2 separate regions of the Homo sapiens genome follow, and region 2 is linked to region 1. The links are chromatin contacts, found by Hi-C or POLR2A ChIA-PET in ENCODE. All regions are on one chromosome and are shown on one strand. Each heading gives the region's core, a stretch centred on a gene start or an enhancer-like site at or near the end of the contact. The rest is flanking DNA. Distances are from core to core; before and after follow the strand shown.

Region 1 (2,677 bases), core at 87-2,586:
CACAGTGACACCCAGTCTCTACAAAAAATAAAAAAACAAAACTAGTCAAGAGTGGTCGTACACACCTATATCCCAGCTATTCAGGAGGTTGAGGTGGCAGGATCACTTGAGCCCAGGAATTCAAGGCTGCAGTGAGCCATGACTGTGCCACTGCACTGACAGCCTGGGCAACAGAGCAAGATCCTGTCTCTTAAAAAAAAAAAAAAAGAATCTGACACTTTACAATGGTTGGCAAAGATGTGGAGTAACTAGAACTCTCATGCCCTACTGGTGGGAATGTAAAATGGTACAATGGTTTTGAAAAACAGTTGGCAGTTTCTTGTAAAGTTAAACACACACTTCTCATATGACCGAGAAATTCTACTCCTAGGTATTTACCCAAAAGAAATGAAAACACATGTCCACACAAAGACCTGTATGTGGATGTTCATAGCAGCTTTACTCAAAACAGCCATAAATGACAGCATATCCATACAATGGAATACTACTCAGGAATAAAAAGTAATGGGCTACCCACACATGCAATAAGGACAAGTCTCAAAAACATAACACTGATCAAAAAAAAGAAGGGTATCCAGTACACTATATGATTCCACTTAGATGACGTTTCAGAAAAGGCCAATCTAATCATCTAGTGATAGACAGTATATCAGTGATCTCCTGAGGCTCCAGGCTTAGGGGTGGATGAGCGCATGAGAACTGATTAAGAAAAGTAACAAAGGCAGTGGCTCACGCCTGTAATCCTAGCACTTTGGGAGGCTGAGGCGGGCGGATCACAAGGTCAGGAGATCGAGACCATCCTGGCTAACACGGTGAAACTCCACCTCTACCAAAAAAAGACAAAAAATTAGCCGGGCGTGGTGGCAGGTGCCTGTAGTCCCAGCTACTGAGGGAGACTGAGGCAGCAGAATGGCATGAACCTCGGAAGCGGAGTTTGCAGTGAGCCTAGATCGCGCCACTGCACTCCAGCCTGGGCAACAGAGCGAGACTCCATCTCAAAAAAAAGAAAGGTAACAAAGGAATCTTTCGGAATACTGGAAATGTTCTGTGTCTTGATTGTAAAGGTAGTTACATGTAAAACATTTATCAAACTGTACACTAAAATGGGTGCATTTTCTTGAATATAAATCATAACTAAATAAAGTTGATTTTTTAAAAAAGCAAACAGCAACAAACCTATGCAACATTAAACAATACTAAGGCCCAGGAGACTCCATATTCACTAACGTCCAAATAACACCAATATCTCCACTTCTAAAGAGAGTGAATGCTTGAATCTGTATCTAGTGCAAATTCACAGAAGTGACTACTCTATGGTGGGTAAACATATTGCAGCATCTGCTACAGACAGAGTGCAATTAAGATCAGAAACCCATGTTATACTGTGTCTCGCCACTTTATTTATTGATTGGAGGCAGCGTCTTGCTTTGTTGCCCAGGCTGGAGTGCAATGACGTGATCATAGATCACTGTAACCTTGAACTCCTGGGCTCAAGCAATCCTCCCACCTCAGACTCCCAAAGTGCTGGGTTTACAGGTGTGGGCCACATCACTTTAGAGCGGTTCCACCCCTGTTACTTGTCTTATCTGCTAAATTTACCCAGCTAACAAGATTCAGTGTTGAATTCAAAATATTTCTTATGATCTCCATGTATGTTTTGGAGCTTCTTTTCCCAAGAAACACCAAATAATTGATCTTAACCCATAAAGGTTTTCTATCTCAGAGACACATTTGCCTCATTGCAAATAATAAGATTAGTTGTGCTTCAGTCATAACATCGTAAGTTGCTAGGCAGCCAGAAGTGAGTTAATCAGAAAATGAATCATCAAAGACATGGTACGCAATCTCCTTTTATGGGTGTCTCATTCTTAAAACACTTTCAAGGAAGCAGAAGCAAATATTTGTCTACTCGTATGGAATTTATATGACGCAATCCAATTCTTACTATTGGTATTTGACACGCAAAATACTCACACGCAATTTCATGTTCGCTTGGTGTCTTCACTCACAGGACAAAGCCAGATGGCACAGCAAATCTTTATAATCAAAAGATGGCACTCCTGGGCCGGGCGCAGTGGCTAATGCCTGTAATCCCGGCACTTTGGGAGGCTGAGGTGGGTGGATCACCTGAGGTCAGGAGTTTGAGACCAGCCTGGCCAACATGGTGAAACCCCATCTCTACTAAAAAATACAAAAATTAGCCAGGCGTGGTGATGGACACCTGTAGTCCCAGCTACGTGGGAGGCTGAGGCAAGAGAATCGCTTGAACTCCGGAGGTGGAGGGTGCAGTGAGCAGAGATCGCGCCACTGCACTCCAGCATGGGGGACAGGGCAAGACTCTGTATGGAAAAAAAAAAAAATGGCGCTCCTGAAATAGGACTATTTTTTTTTCCTGACTTCATCTAAGGCAGGGATTGATCATCTGACAACCCTTGGGGTGGGCGTTTATTCAGCGTGCCAGTACCAAGCAAAGCAAGGCTCCATGCAGGTTTGCGAAATGCCTGTCTGGGTGTCTGCGTGTGTGCACCTCCTCACCAGCCTGGTCCCTTATGCGGCAGCTTCTGTCTAGCCACACTGGTCCCCTGTGGTCTAACCAACCCCTGCCTGACCTGTCCAGGTTCCACGCTGCACGGCACTGCACCCTGGCATGAGTTCCCAAAACTGCTGCTTCCTGCTT
Region 2 (2,677 bases), core at 49-2,548, 57 kb after region 1:
TTGTGCAGTACTGCACTGTGAAGCTAAGCCCATTTCCAAAAACAGCTGAATGGAAAGATCTATTGTTCCCTTTACAGCAAGGCAGCAGACTTTTTACAGAGATTAATTGACTGGCCCAAGTCACAAGGTAGGTGACAGAGTGGGCTGAACACGTAACCACCATCCTAAGCACTGGGTCAAAAAAAACAAAGGCTGACTGTCAACTGAAATTTAAAAGACGCAAAGACCATCAGTCGGGTGCCCAAGTTGGTGAATGATGCAACCAACTGACAGAAGATGGAGAGGGAAAAGGGCAGTTTTTGTAAATTTGGGGACATCTGACAAAAAGCTGATGACACAGGTGGGAGTTTTTTGTTTGGGATTTTTTTTTTTTTTTCTTAAGACAGGGTCTTGCTTTGTCACCCAGACTGGAGTGCAATGGCTCAATCATAGCTCACTGTAGCTTCAAACTCCGGGGCTCAAGTGAACCTCCCGGGATCAAGTGACCCTCCCGCCTCACCCTCCAGAGTAGCTGGGACTACAGGCGCGTGCCACCACGCCGACCTAAGTGTTTTTTTTGTTTTGTTTTTTGTAGAGAGGGGTCTAGCTATGTTGCCCAGGCTGGTCTCCATCTCCTGGGCTCAAAGCTGTCCTTCCTCCTAGGCCTCCCAGAGTGCAGGGATTACAGGCATAAGCCACCGCTCCCGGCCCGCCACAGCTGTCTCTCCTGGTTCACGGTCACCCAAACGCCGGCTCGAAGTGTGGGAGAGGAGGTTGGGGGCGACCCCAGGTGGGCACTGCTGGCGTCCGGCTGTCAATCCACAGCTCACGTCCTCACAGGTGCGCGCCTAGAGTCACGCGTCCAGCACCGCCCGGCTGGCCGGGAAGAGGCGACCGGGTCCGTGGTCCGAGTCCCGCACCTCCGGCCTCTCTCTGGGCCCCGGGGCAACAGCCCCTCCCGGGCCGCACAGGCCGCACTGAGGGCGCCACTCCGGGGCTCCCGAACTCCCGGGCTCCCGGCGGGGACGAGGCGCAGGGACGGGGGCACTTCCGGCTCGCGGGGCCCGGGTCGCCCGCCCGCCCGACCCGCCCACCTGGCTGTCGCTGACGCAGAAGACGCGGCCGCCACGGCTCAGGCACACGCGGGCGCCCGGGGGCTGCGCGGCCGCGCCGCAGAAGGTGAAGGAACAGCGCGAGGCACGCAGCCGCCGCACCGTGGCGCGCACGAGCTCAGCCGGCCGGCGACCCCAGCGCGCCCACAGGTACAGGTAGCACAGCGTGATGAGCATGGCCGCGCCGCCGGCAGGGCGAGCCCGCCTTGCCCGCCCGCCCCAGCGCCCCAGGCCCGGCCCCGCCCCGGCCGGAAGGGCCGCGCCGCCCCCCCGGGCCAGGCGGCGCGGGGGTGGGGACGGCGGGGGAGGCGGGGACCCGGAAGGTGACGCGGGCAACTGGAGGCTGCGGCGGGAGGGGCGGGGGGGGGTGAGGCCGCGCCCGGCTGTGTGATGGGGAGCTCCGGAGGCCGCGCCCAGGGCTGGTGGCGGCGGCGAGGGGCAGCGCTGGGGCGGGGGGTGTGCACCGGGGTCAGGGGACGCCGGGGCTGCACCCGGAGAGGGGGCTCGAGGGAGTGGAGGCCGGGGTGCGGGGCCGCGCCAGGGCTGAGGAGTGGGATGGGTATGTTGTGGATGCGGGGGAGGGGAGGCTCCAGTGGCTGCCCGACCTGTTTAAGCCAAGTCCGGCCTCCCTTCCTTGGAGGGGTGGGAGGCGGATTGAGGAGGGGGCTCTGCCTATGTTCATAGCTGCCAAGGCCAACCTTTACTAACCAGCAGCACACCGGGAGTCCCAGAGCGCTCCACAGCCGCTACCCAGTCGACTTGGGAAAATAAGATAAGGCCGTTTTTATTAAATTATACTAAGCCTTCATGCAAAAGATTTTAAGGTCAATCACATACATTCACGGGATGCAATAATGTTTTTTTAAATAAGGACAGGAAACAGAAATTGAAGACAGATAAGCACCAAGAAGGCTGCCTCTAAAAAGGCTGTGCCAGGAAGGCTCCCTATGGTGTTCTTGCTACATGTGGGTCAACAGTTTGACTGTAAGCATCCTAACACCAGTGGGAAAAGGAAAACATCACCATGATTTGGTGTTCTTGTCTCCAAGGGAAGCATAATTAGTCCTGACACAGAGGCTTCTCCCATAGAACCTCATTTCTTTAAAAGGCATTATGTAAAGAACGTGTTCTGAACAGCTGCGAAGCACAGCAAAGAATTCCATCCAGTGGCTTCCTATTCTGGCCCTCGCTGAAAATAGGTGGCAAGATGCAGCAAAAGCAATCATGTACACCACGTCCATGTCTTAATCTAAGGATAGTTTTTGTTTGTTTGTTTTTGAGACAGTCTCTCTCTGTCACCCAGGCTGGAGTGCAGTGGTGCAATCTCGGCTCACTGCAAGCTCTGCCTCCTGGGTTCAAGCGATTCTCCTGCCTCAGCCTCCCGAGTAGCTGGGATTACAGGTGCCCGTCACCATGCCTGGCTAACTTTTGTATTTTTAGTAGAGACAGGGTTTCACCACGTTGGCCAGGGTGGTCTCGAACTCCTGACCTCAGGTGATCCACCCGCCTCTGCCTCCCAAAGTGCTGGGATTACAGGCGTGAACCACCGCGCCCAGCTAGGATAGATTTTTTTTAAGAGACAAGGT

Evidence for each region. Hi-C counts contacts between places; a loop is a spot of excess contacts on that map. ChIA-PET counts read pairs that join two places held with the same protein, here RNA polymerase II (POLR2A). Pooled maps may share reads with other maps.
Region 2: a loop to region 1 is called in a pooled map, with 4 times the contacts of the local background. The contact joins the promoter of HLCS here to the enhancer-like site in region 1. A Hi-C loop is called at or near these places in 1 of 50 pooled maps. POLR2A ChIA-PET finds 5 or more read pairs at or near these places in 6 of 52 experiments (HepG2, OCI-LY7, PC-3 and 3 more).

The regions. Positions count from the first base shown.
Region 1 is chr21:36,908,200-36,910,876 of GRCh38, forward strand. The region is part of intron 5 of HLCS (holocarboxylase synthetase); the gene reads right to left. Among named protein-coding and RNA genes, the nearest start is that of HLCS-AS1, 57 kb to the right of the region's middle. RefSeq lists an enhancer at 1,340-2,539. Within about 2 kb of position 1,337, at least 5 of the 41 ENCODE cell types and tissues checked have a DNase peak (open chromatin) inside an H3K27ac peak, as active enhancers do; they include PC-3, where a contact is called at or near this core.
Region 2 is chr21:36,965,371-36,968,047 of GRCh38, forward strand. HLCS (holocarboxylase synthetase) reads right to left here and starts at 1,299. Exons shown (of 11, transcript NM_001352514.2): 1 at 1,074-1,299. The coding sequence starts at 1,268. HLCS-AS1 (HLCS antisense RNA 1) reads left to right here and starts at 1,089. Exons shown (of 4, transcript NR_186434.1): 1 at 1,089-1,241. RefSeq lists an enhancer at 652-701 and silencers at 761-1,091, 812-1,141, 1,212-1,681.